Regions from separate parts of the Homo sapiens genome. Here region 1 is linked to region 2. The links are chromatin loops, found by intact Hi-C in ENCODE. Cell type or tissue: mammary epithelial cell. All regions are shown on one strand. Links, peaks and the distances in the headings refer to the core of each region. The heading gives the core; the rest is flanking DNA. Region 1 overlaps LINC01397 (long intergenic non-protein coding RNA 1397). Region 2 overlaps LOC124904258 (a long non-coding RNA gene).

Region 1 (5,367 bases), core at 89-5,088, 330 kb after region 2:
GCTGCTGGTCCAACAGGTAGTCACTTGGGTTTTGATACCAGGAATGACTCCACTGAAGTAGTTCTGATGGTCTGCTATGGAGCTTGAGGCAGCCCCTGATCGGACCCGTTTTTCCATACAGTCCATGCTGCTCATGGGACCATCCAATCAGCTGTTGGCTGGATTTAAATATTCTCCCTCTTGCTTTTGGCTCCAGCTTGTTCTGATGAGTGGCTGCATGTGGCTAGTGCTACCAGCTAGAGGAGCAGGAAGTCAAACAAAATAATAGGCCAACCCTAACTGTAACCCTAACCCAACATCCCACCTGCCAACTGGACTTCCTTGGGGTTAATCAAGCCTAAGTCAAATCCAAGTTTACTAGCCCCTTGTTCTGTTCAGCTGTAGTTTAGTCTCTCTTCCCCTAACAGAGATCTGTCTTACAGGTAGCTCAGTTCCCCCAAGCCCAGCTTTACTCTGTTCCCAGCTTTCTCACTCTTTTTCCCTTGTTCCTTCATTTTGGTCTTGGCTTCCTCTGGGGCAGATGTCATGCAGCTTGTTCCATGTCATCTTCTCTGGCAGGAGCCTGCTTTCCTCAACTGACAGAAGGGGTCTTGTTAGCAGGAATCTCACCCAAGGACTCGCCTTAGCACCCTTAGGCCAAGAGTCAGGCTGAAAGGCTAGCACAAGCTGCCCTGGTGAAAGACCAGCCTTTGTATCTCGCCAGGAGCAACAAGGACTCTCTCTGGTCCTGCACGATCCATGTGGCAGCATCTTTAGATTGGCCACTGGCTTCTCCACCCACACCTGGCTGTAGACTTGCAAGACCAGCAAGAGCAGGAGGTGTTCAGGGCAGGGCTTTGTGGGCCCCTTCTTGGTCCTGGCTTTTAATGCATCGTGTTTGATCTTTGCCACGTGGTGGAGGGTTCCTGTCGCTCTGGTTGATGACACAGATCTTCAAGGAAGCAGTCACCCCTGTAGGAAGGGGAACATTTATCAAAGCCATTCCCAGGGGGGGTGCCTGCCAAGTCTAGGCCCTCAGCTGGACCTTTGTAGAATGTCCAGAATATAGCTACCATTCTGCCTGGCCCAGGAGGCCCTCTGCTTCTCCATCTAATCTGGCCTAGATGGGAAGAAATCTTTTTTTTTTCCTTATTCTTGCAACCAAGATAAAATTGTAGATTTTTCAGGAAGCACTTTAAGAGGAAACAAAAGGGAAAAAAGTACTCAAGAACCACATGGAGGCCAGTGGCTCATGCCTATAATCCCAGCACTTTTATCATCCTGAGGCAGGATGATAAAATTGTAGCGATCCTCCTGCCTCAGCCTCCTCAGTAGCTGGGACTATAGACACACACTACCATGCTCTGCTAATTTTGGTATTTTTATACAGATGGGGTTTCGCCTTGTTGCCCAGGCTGGTCTTAAACTCCTGGGTTCAAGCCATCTGCCTCTTGGCCTCCCAAAGTGCTGGGATTAGAGGTGTGAGCCACCACGCCCAGCCTGTTTGGTATGTTTAAATGCATGGCAGTCCCACAGCTACAGGTTGAAGCAGACTACTTTTTGCCAGCTGAAATCACACAGCCCAGAGTGCAGACGGGCACAGGAGATGCCCCTGTGTTGATCATGATTAAAGCACCCTTAACAGAGATGATGGGCCACCAGCCACACCATGGGCAGTGTCTCCTCCAGGGCACACCAGAGAAGGCCATGAGGGAGGGAGAAACTCACTCTTGGCACCATAACACTGGCTGGGGTCCTGGTGTTCCGAGAGCCCCAGTGGAGCTCAGAGACAGTGTGGGAAAGAAAGCCCCCTGCTGATCCCAGCTTAGGTTAGCAGGGCATGTGTGTACGTGCGTTTGCGTGTGCGTGTGCATGTGTGTGTAAGACAGAGTGAGTGATAGCTGTGGGCTGCTCCTTGGGGACTCCTGTGCTTGTGCCCTGCAGGGATGCAGAAGTCTTGGCTCCAGGAAAGAGCTCTTCTGTGAAGGTGACGGCCCTGCCTGTTTCCTGACTGCCTCGCCTCTCACTCCTTTGCTGCACTCCAGCTCACCGAGTCCCACACTTCCACATGGACTTGCGTGTGCTGGGCCCTCAGTCAGGGCATCCTTCTTCATCAGGGCAACTCCTGTTCCTCCTTCACACCCACCCAAGCTCCCTCCCAGGTGAAGCCTGTGATCAGGGCCCACCTCCTGCTGGAGTTAGAACTTCTTTGCCTCCATAGTAAAGTTTACTATCCTGTTCCTGCTTCAGGGCCAGGCGATGTCTGTGCTCAGACCACGACCCCGAAGAGGAGGGCAGGAGTATGGCTGGTGATCTGCAGGAGGAGGGGGCTGGTCTCCACGTGAGACCTTGTGCCCAGGCCCCAGGCTGGCTTGGTTGGTGTCAGCTGCTGGACTGGCTGGTGAGGTCACCAGTGACATCTAGTGGTCACAGCAGGCTACAGCCCGGTGAGGTTTTCCAGCAGTTGTGAGTTCCATGTGGTCTCTGGAGCCAGGTTTCTGATCTGCTCCCAGCCAGTGTCTGACTTCTCCAGGGCTCTGGGACACCAGCACAGGGCAGGACTTAGGTTGTCTGGTGTGAGGACTGAGGCCTTTCAGATATTGGACTACCCACTGTCAGCCAGAGAGGGCTGGGACTGTAAGTGATGTCCCCTGGGCTCCTGTGGCCCCATGAGATCTGCTGCCTTCCTCCTGCTCCAGCTCCTTGGCCCTGCAGGCCCCAGGCTCAGGTTCACCTGGGCCTCGGCTCCCTGAGACCCGGGAAGGGAGGAGGCTTTAGGGCCCTCATGGGAGAAGCCCCAAACCCATTTTGGTGCAGCTGCTGAGACAGCCAATGCCAGCCAGTGGATGACAGGCAGGGAGTGGGCCATACCTACTGAGCACCTACTATGTGCCAGGCACTATGGAGGGCAGCCTGGGTCAGGGGCCACCTAAAGAGCTGCCGGTCCTGTCCTATGCTAGGCCTGACAGGGCACAAAGCAGCCCTCTTCCTCAAAGGGGTAAGAGGTCCCTGATGACAGCAACAGGAGGTGGCACAGGCTGAGTGGGGTCTCCAGCAGCATAGTGGTGGGCCTGGGGCAGCCCTTGCCACAGGGCTGTGTCTGGTGACCTGCCAGTCTTCACCTCACCATTGCAGGTGCAGGCACATCATGGGCGCTCGAGACACACTGTTGAGTGATGCGGCTATATGGGCTGGAGGCAGCAGGTTATGCTGGGGACCACAGCTTTGTGCTCTCAGCTTCCCAGATTCCACTTTCTCTACCAAAGTTTCCCCGTGAACCATTTGCAGACTGTAAGGAGAGCGGGGAGGACTGTGTTCTTAGAAGGGAGGCCTGTAGCGCTACTGACTGCACTTGGTTTGCATGAACTGTCCCTTCATGCTCCTGCTTCTCCCACCCCGCGCCCACCCCAGTTCTTTCCTTTTCTACCTTCTTCCCTGGTGCTGCTCCCCTGCCTGCACTTTTTATCCCATCCCCTTTCCGTTGTGTCCCTTCCACTGTTCACCCCTTTCCAAGCACTTCCTACACTCGGCTTTCTTATTCTCCATTCCTTCTCCGTTTCTCTGTCTTGCTTTTGCTCTCCTTCTCTGTCTCCCCAGGTTCTGCTCCATCCCAGGCACCTTCCTTGGAAGGCCAGCCTGACATCATTAAAGTGCAATAACTTCATCATTTTCCAGGGAGTGAGGTGGGCAGAGGCTATAGTTTATCTTCTATATGAGCCTTTCCTGTGGCCCCTGGGAGTGGTTGTGAACTTCCCACCTCCTGGGGCCCCTCTCAGCAGTCAGCAAAGGCCTCTGCTTGCCGACCTGTGCAAGCAGTGGGGCCCACCCCGGCCTGTGGGGATTCACACTTTGGGCACAGTTCTAGGCACAGTGGGATCTTCATTCACTGTCGAGGGGTGACAGTAAGAGCTGCCGTTTACATTTATCAATTAAATCTATACGTCTGGGTGTCTTCATGGGTTGGATGCTGTGTGAGGTCCTGGGGGTATGGCCTACCTATTTTGGCCCTCACAGCAACCCTGCAAGGGAGGCTGGGCAGTGACCACACTCCCGTTAGACAGAGGAGGAAAATGGGGCTCAAGGAACAGGATTGCTCAAGGCAGGCCCCAGGCCGGCAGCTGGACACTTGGCTTTTATCCTGAGGAGTTCACACCCTCAGCATTCAATGTCCAGTCCGTCTGCTCAGGAGATTGCAAAGGGCTTCTGAGGAACCCAGATGTTCACAGACCTGTTCCGAAGCACCCTCCCACGCCCATCCATCTTCCCTGCCGGACATTGTGCTTGTTTCCCAGTGACACAAATTGCATTTGCAGTTGTTTTCAAGATAGCCTAATACTATCCAGCACTGTCTGCACACATTGATTCCTTTCCCCAAGTCACCAGACCCACTCATTCCCAATAATCTTCCCCCCTAATTATGGCAATCATTGTCTGATTGCATGCTCCGATTACACAATTACATTTTCTAATGCTAATTGCATAATTATCACAAGCAATTACATGGGAAAACATAAAATTTCCAGGCTCCAAATGTGATTTGAGGGTCCAGCAAAGTGCCCCCACTGTCCCCCTTAGGAAAGGCAATGGGGTCTCCTGGGCACAGACACAGCAGCTGGGTAGTGACCATCTCTCTCGGCTTCTCTGGGCACCACTAATTCTGAAGCTTCTATCTTCATGGCCCAACTAGGACTCTCTAGAACAGGTAGCCTGGTTTAGAAAGTGTGGCCCAGCAGATATGACTCTCTAAGCCCCAGTCACAAGGGCCCCTGCCTGCACGCAGCCGCTGGTCTGGGAGAAACAAAGCCTGAGCTGTGGTGCTCATGTGCTTCTAGAAGCCCAGGCCCAATATGTCTTCTTCAGTGGCTTCCAGTGTCCTGGGCAGTGTCTGGCTGGGTGGATGGGTCTGAGGAAGAGATGCTGGAGGCAGGCAGTTGATTTTCATCTTTCTGCTTTGCTCAGGACATCTCCCATGGTGTGGCCCCAATCCTGTCCATCTGATGGTTTGTCCACCACTGAGTCCTCCCCTCTAGAGGCTGGGAGTGCCCACATGGCCAAGGAGAAACCTCATCCATCCCCCTGCTCCCTCTGCAGAGAGGCCCTGCAGTAAGAGAGTCCACAGGTCTCCCCCACACTGTATGTACAGGTACATTTACAAATTCTATCTTATTTCAAATGCACCAGGGGAGCTGGCTATTTAAAGAAATGCTATAGAAGATCCTTTGGTAAAGACTGGCCTCACTTTCTGATTGATTTTTTATGTAATTTTGTATTTTCATCTCTCTAGGGCAGGAGGTGGGGGTGAGAGAGAGGCTGCAGGCGGGTTTATGTCTTTCCACAGCCTGCTGCACTGGACCTGCCCTGCATGCCCCTGGATGGCTCAATGTGTCT
Region 2 (5,367 bases), core at 317-5,316:
CTAGCACATAGACATTTATTAAGGCTTCCAGATCCTTGGCCAGACGAGTGGCACTGGTTCCTGGCTGTCTGCGGAGAGGTGCCGGCTCCCTCTGCTGGAAATAGTGAGTCGCAGTCAGGACGGGAGAGGACAACGTAGAACTGCACTCTGGGTGGGAGGGACCTCAGAGATGACCTGGCCCAACATGGTGTTTTACAGATGAGGAAACTGAGGCCAAGGGTGGCCGCCTCACTGGATGACCTCTTTGAAGTTTGCCTGTGTGGGTCCCAGATTGGGGCACTCTCTCCTGCCCCCCAACCATGTGCTGCAGAGAGGAGCTGGGCAGTTTGGTTCTAATGGGCTCCCTGACTTCTGAACCTCACTTTCCATTCCAGCCCACCTCATCCCTCTGGGACTACTGGGTGGAGTGTTGGGAAGGACACCGCCAGGATGCAGGCACAGGGCAGGGGCAGGGGCTCCAGCTGTGCACTTCCTTCCCCCAGCAAGCTGCAGTTCCAGGGAAGGTCCTGAGGGCAAGGCAGGAGGTCAGGAGGGTGGGGCGTCAGGAGGGCTGGGCTGTGGCATCCACCCACCCACACCATGCCTGGGAAGGACAGAGCCCACAGAGCTGGGGTCTCCCAGCCGGTGCCACTCGGGGAAGCGAAAGGGAGCTGCACAGACATCTAGGTCCAGGCTGCATTTGCTCATCCAGCTGGTAATATGACTGATGGGTAGAGAGGTCCAAAGGGACTTCCAGTGGGGACACTGGCAGACTTGGAAGATTCTGGAAACTTGTAGCTTCTCCGTGCTTGCTGTTCATGGTACTAGCTCTCTGCTAGGAGCTATGTGATGTGCTTTATGGTTATTATTTTTCTTTTCTTTTTTGAGATGGCGTCTTGCTCTGTCACCCAGGCTGGAGTGCAGTGACGTGATCACGGCTCAAGTGATCCTTCCACCTCAGCTTCCTGAGTAGTTAGGACTAGAAGGGTGTACCACCACACCCAGCTAATTTTAAACTTTTTTGTAGAGACAGGATCTTGCTATGTTGCCTAGGCTAGTCTTGAACTCCTGGCCTCAAACGATCCTCCTGCCTTGGCCTCCCAAACTGCTGGCATGACAGGCATGAGTCACTGTTCCCGGCCTCTTTTCAATAATACTACAACGTAGGTATTATTAGGTCCATTTCATGAATGGGGAAACTGAGGCTTGGAGATTTAAAGAAATGGTCAGGTATCTAGAAGAGCTGTCATGAGCCCATGTCCTCTGACGTGAATGCCTTTTCACTAACTGCATTGCCTCTCATCTGTTCTTGTCTCTGTACCCTCAGTGAATAGCCATGGAGCTCCTAAAAAGAATGGGACCTTTCACTTGACCTCCCTTCTCTCCCTTGCCTACTGCCCCTGAGCGAGTGCTTCAGCTACAGTCTGGGAGCCGAAGATGCCTGTGTTTGATGCCTCCAGCACCCTGTCTCTGCATCTTGAATCCAGCCACGTGACCATCTCTTGCCCACCTTTGGCCAATGTCCCTGAGACATTTCAAGTGCATCATGCTGCAGACTGGTGTTGCTGTCTCCACAATACCGCGCTTCCCCTGTGTCCCCATCTCAGTCTTTGGTCCCACTATCCACTTCCCACATGCAGCCATTGAGTCCTCTATTTTTCTTCCTTAAATCTCCAGAATCTGCTGACAGTTTTACTTCTCTGTTATTATTGCTTTAATTCAGACCCCCCCCCCCACAATCCTTTACCCCTTATTCCCCCACACCCTCCCGAGCCTTTCCTGCCATCTCCTTTCCAGGGGATACTCCCTTCTGAGCTCTCTCCAGCTCTGCCCAACAGAGTTTTCTAAAATTCCAATCTGCACATGTCACTCCCTGGCTTATAAATCCTTCAGTTGCTCCCATGCTTTAAAAGAAAATCATACACCTTGACTTTGCACATGGCATTTGAGCTCTGCCTCTGCTGGTTACCAGGTCTCACCCTTCTGCTGCAAACCCAGACACAAAGACAACCCAAAGCTCCCTGAAGGCACCTGCAGCACTTTGCCTCTCCACACCTTGCTGCTGCGTCGGCCTCCCTGCTTTCTTTGCTTGGCCAAAGCCTCATCTTCCCTGCCATCTCACCTCAAACATCTCTGCCTCTAGAAGGCTCCCTGGACTCCCCTCACCCCTCAGCTGGTTTGGCGGTTGTGATCTGAGATAGCACACCTCTTCTTATATCTCTGTCCAAAACCTTAATGTAAGACATTGGTGAATACCTTAATTTTCTCTTCCACTAAGTGATGTTACTTTGAGCAGGTTTTATGTCTTTTTTGTGGGATACCCACAGTCAGGCCAGTGCCTGGCACCTAATAGGTGATTGCTGAGTCAGTGAACAAGTAAACAAATGAATGAAGAAGGTAGAAAGGAAACAGAAGTTAGGAGGGCAGAAGTGGCTGGGAATGGAGACAGTGGCCTGGAAACCTCCTGGAGGAGGGGTCAGCATCCCTTGGTCACAAATTTCTCTCCTACCTGGCTGCACATTAGGGGGACTCTCCGCTCTTTCCTGCCTCTCCCTGGCAGACTAGTGACTCCTGGACACCAGTAGTGGGAAGGCAAGGGGCCTGGAGGCTGGTCAGAGACCCACACAGAGACCATCCTTTTCCCTTCCCAAGGGACGCTGCCAGCCTCTGCAAGAAGACTACCCAAAGGCTGGTGGATGGCATGGAAACATGAGTGCTGGAATGCGATCGCCTTTCCCGCCCAGCACTGATTATGCACCATCTGTGTTCTGGGGCCTGTGCTGAAACTCTGAGCTTGTGCACATTCCAATGTGATGCCATCCTTTGGCTTAGTTTCAGATGAGACTAGGGTGGGCACAAGCCACAGGTGGCAAGATTGAGCTCTAGGCAATGAGTGCCAGGGGACAAAGGTGAGGATGCCGGGGCTGCACAGTCAGCAAGGAGGTGGACTGAGTCTTGAAGCAGAGTGGAAAGGCAAGGGCATTGCTGGCAAGAGGGATGGCCTTTGTAGAGGCTGGAGGTCAGGACACACAGGGACAAAGAACAGCTGGATTACCTGGGCCTGAGGCTTTGGGATGGAGTGGTAGGAAATAAATTTGGAAAGAGTCATTGGAACCAGGTCCTGGAGGAATTTGCTAGGCCAAAGAGTTTGAACTTGAACCAGAAAGATGAACTGTGAGGCTGGGGTGGATCCCATGGGGCCAGCCAGGTAGCCCTTGGCTGCTTCTTCCCTGCCTTTCCAGTTAAGGAGCCATTCCCTGCAATGGCCAGCAGGGGGCAGAACAAGCTCACGTTCCCTTAGCCCAGGCCTTCCTGTCAGGGCTCAGTGTCCAGGGAGAGACCTGGGGTGGGTGTCCCTTGGAGAGTGGGGAGGAGCACCAGGCACAGAGGAAACAGGCCAGCTGTGCATAGATGGGGGACCCGGGGAGGCTGGCTAGTCTGTGGCCATTGAAGCTGCGTGGTCTGGTGACCCGACCTGGACAGCCCTGGGGTGAGCATCCACCCTTCCTGGGCCTAGGCTCCCTGGCACTAGCACAGCTTTCCAACTGTGCCCCCTTGTCTTTGCTTTCCCCAGCTTCTCCTTCCCAGTAGAAGAACCCTCGTTCCCATGAGGTGTCTGAATTGGGCCTCCCGGCTCCCCAGCTCCTTTAGAATCAAACCAAATCTAGGAATGTGGCTAAAGAGAGTCTCTTTCCTCTGCTCAGTCCCTTCCCTGGAGAGGATGAGGGAAGGTTTTCGGGCTGATGACAAGGTATGCATGTGGGTGTTTGACTAGCATTATTCAGCAGCTTCTGTGCTAAGGACAGGGACATGAAGACAGAAGTGCATTAGGCCAAGGCACCATTACACTCAGGGTCCCCAGCCCGCAGAGTAAACAACTCCGTGACTCAGCTGGCAATGGCTGGAAGGTGCTATGAACACAGTGCCGTGGACGCCCCGAAGAGGAGAGAACACCCCTGCACAGTGAGGACTGCAGAAGCTTTGACGAAGCTGCTACTGGATCTAGGCCTTGAAACATGGGTAGGATTTTACCAGATGGGGAAGAAGAAGGGGCATCTCCATTCAGGAACCAGCATGAGCAAAGGCACAGGAGTGGGGCTGTGTTTAGACAATATCAATGAACGGATACAGTTCTATATGCTTTTCCATGACCACTTGTTATATGACAAACATTGTGCTATGATATTTATATTATTTCCAATTTTCAAATCAACCCTTAAGGTGCTATGATCCCCTCTTTACAGATAAAGCATCTGAGGGTCAGAGAAATGGCATGAGAGCCCCGGTAAGGAGCATAGGAGCTGAAATGCTAGTCCCGGTCCCTGTGACTCCACTCTGCCTCCGTAAGATGGAAGTTAAGGAGTGTGCATGGCAGGGGTGGATGGGAAGGGCTGATGGTGCCACAAAGACCAGCAAAGTCCTTCTCTCCCAGGGGACGCTACCCTTGGCCCCAGCATCTCTGGCCAGACTGTAAGATCTTCTGGTCAGAAACCTTTTCTCAAACAGCTATTTGCCTTTTCACTTTTCCTTTTCCTTTTAGGAAGCAGTTCTTGTGCAAATTTCATTCTTGCGGGTCATAGATTTTGTCTGGGCCTGGGTCGCAGACAGAGAAGGAGGGGCCCTGAAATAGGGTGAAAGGAGGAGGGCCTGGGCCAGATCCCCAGGGGGCATCAACCTGCCCTTGCAAGCCTTGTGCTGGTATTTAAAGGTTGGCTTCCGGCCAGGTGCAATGGCTTACACCTATAATCCCAGCATTTTGGGAGGCTGAGGCAGGAGGATTGTTTGAGGTCAAGAGTTTGAGACCAGCCTGGGCAACAAAGTGAGACCCTGTATCTACAAAAAGAAAAAAAATTAGCCGGACATGGTGGCGCATGCTTGTAGTCCCAGCTACTCAGGAGGGTGAGGTGGGAGGATTGCTTGAGCCCAGGAGTTTGAGGCTGCAGTGAGCTGTGATCATGCCACTGCACTCCAGCCTGGGGGACAGCAAAAGACCCTGTCTCTAAAACAAATACATAAATAAAAACAAAGTTTGGCTTCTTTTCCCAGTCTCCATTTGTCTCCTCTGTCTGGGTGGGATGGAGTAGCTGAGAGGGCAGACCTCCTGCCACGAACGGACCTCTTCCAGATGGAAGAGAGGCCTGCTCCTCCAGGGCTCCCCTCCTCTGAACCACCTCCCTTCCTGGTCTCAGTAAAGCCATTCCCACATCTTCCAGTGGTCCCTGCGTTAGTCTGTTCAGGCTGCTATAGCGAAATAGCATAGACTGGGAAGTATACAAACAACAGAAATTTGTTTCTCACAGTTCTGGAGGCTGGGAGGTCCAAAATGAAGGTACCTGTAGATCTGGAGTCTGGTGGGGGCTTACTGTCTAATTCATAGAAGGCACCTTC

Evidence for each region. A loop is a pair of places that touch in the nucleus more often than their neighbours do. Peaks named below come from ENCODE experiments on the same cell type or tissue, not always from the same donor. Only the 100,000 strongest peaks of a DNase experiment are listed, where the experiment ranks them.
Region 1: it touches region 2 in a loop (24-fold over the local background); 8 of 110 quality-filtered maps call a loop at or near these places.

What each region holds. Positions count from the first base shown.
Region 1 is chr1:110,103,907-110,109,273 of GRCh38, forward strand. LINC01397 (long intergenic non-protein coding RNA 1397) reads left to right here. Exons shown (of 4, transcript NR_126382.1): 2 at 4,939-5,122. Among named protein-coding and RNA genes, the nearest start is that of UBL4B, 5.9 kb to the right of the region's middle. In mammary epithelial cell, for the core only: a CTCF peak has its summit at 2,400 (motif pointing left); no DNase peak of the experiment used is centred there.
Region 2 is chr1:109,773,766-109,779,132 of GRCh38, forward strand. It overlaps LOC124904258 (a long non-coding RNA gene), which reads left to right. Exons shown (of 2, transcript XR_007066303.1): 2 at 1,307-1,663. Among named protein-coding and RNA genes, the nearest start is that of EPS8L3, 13 kb to the left of the region's middle. RefSeq lists an enhancer at 3,142-3,436. In mammary epithelial cell, for the core only: a CTCF peak has its summit at 3,254 (motif pointing right); a DNase peak (open chromatin) is centred at 3,266.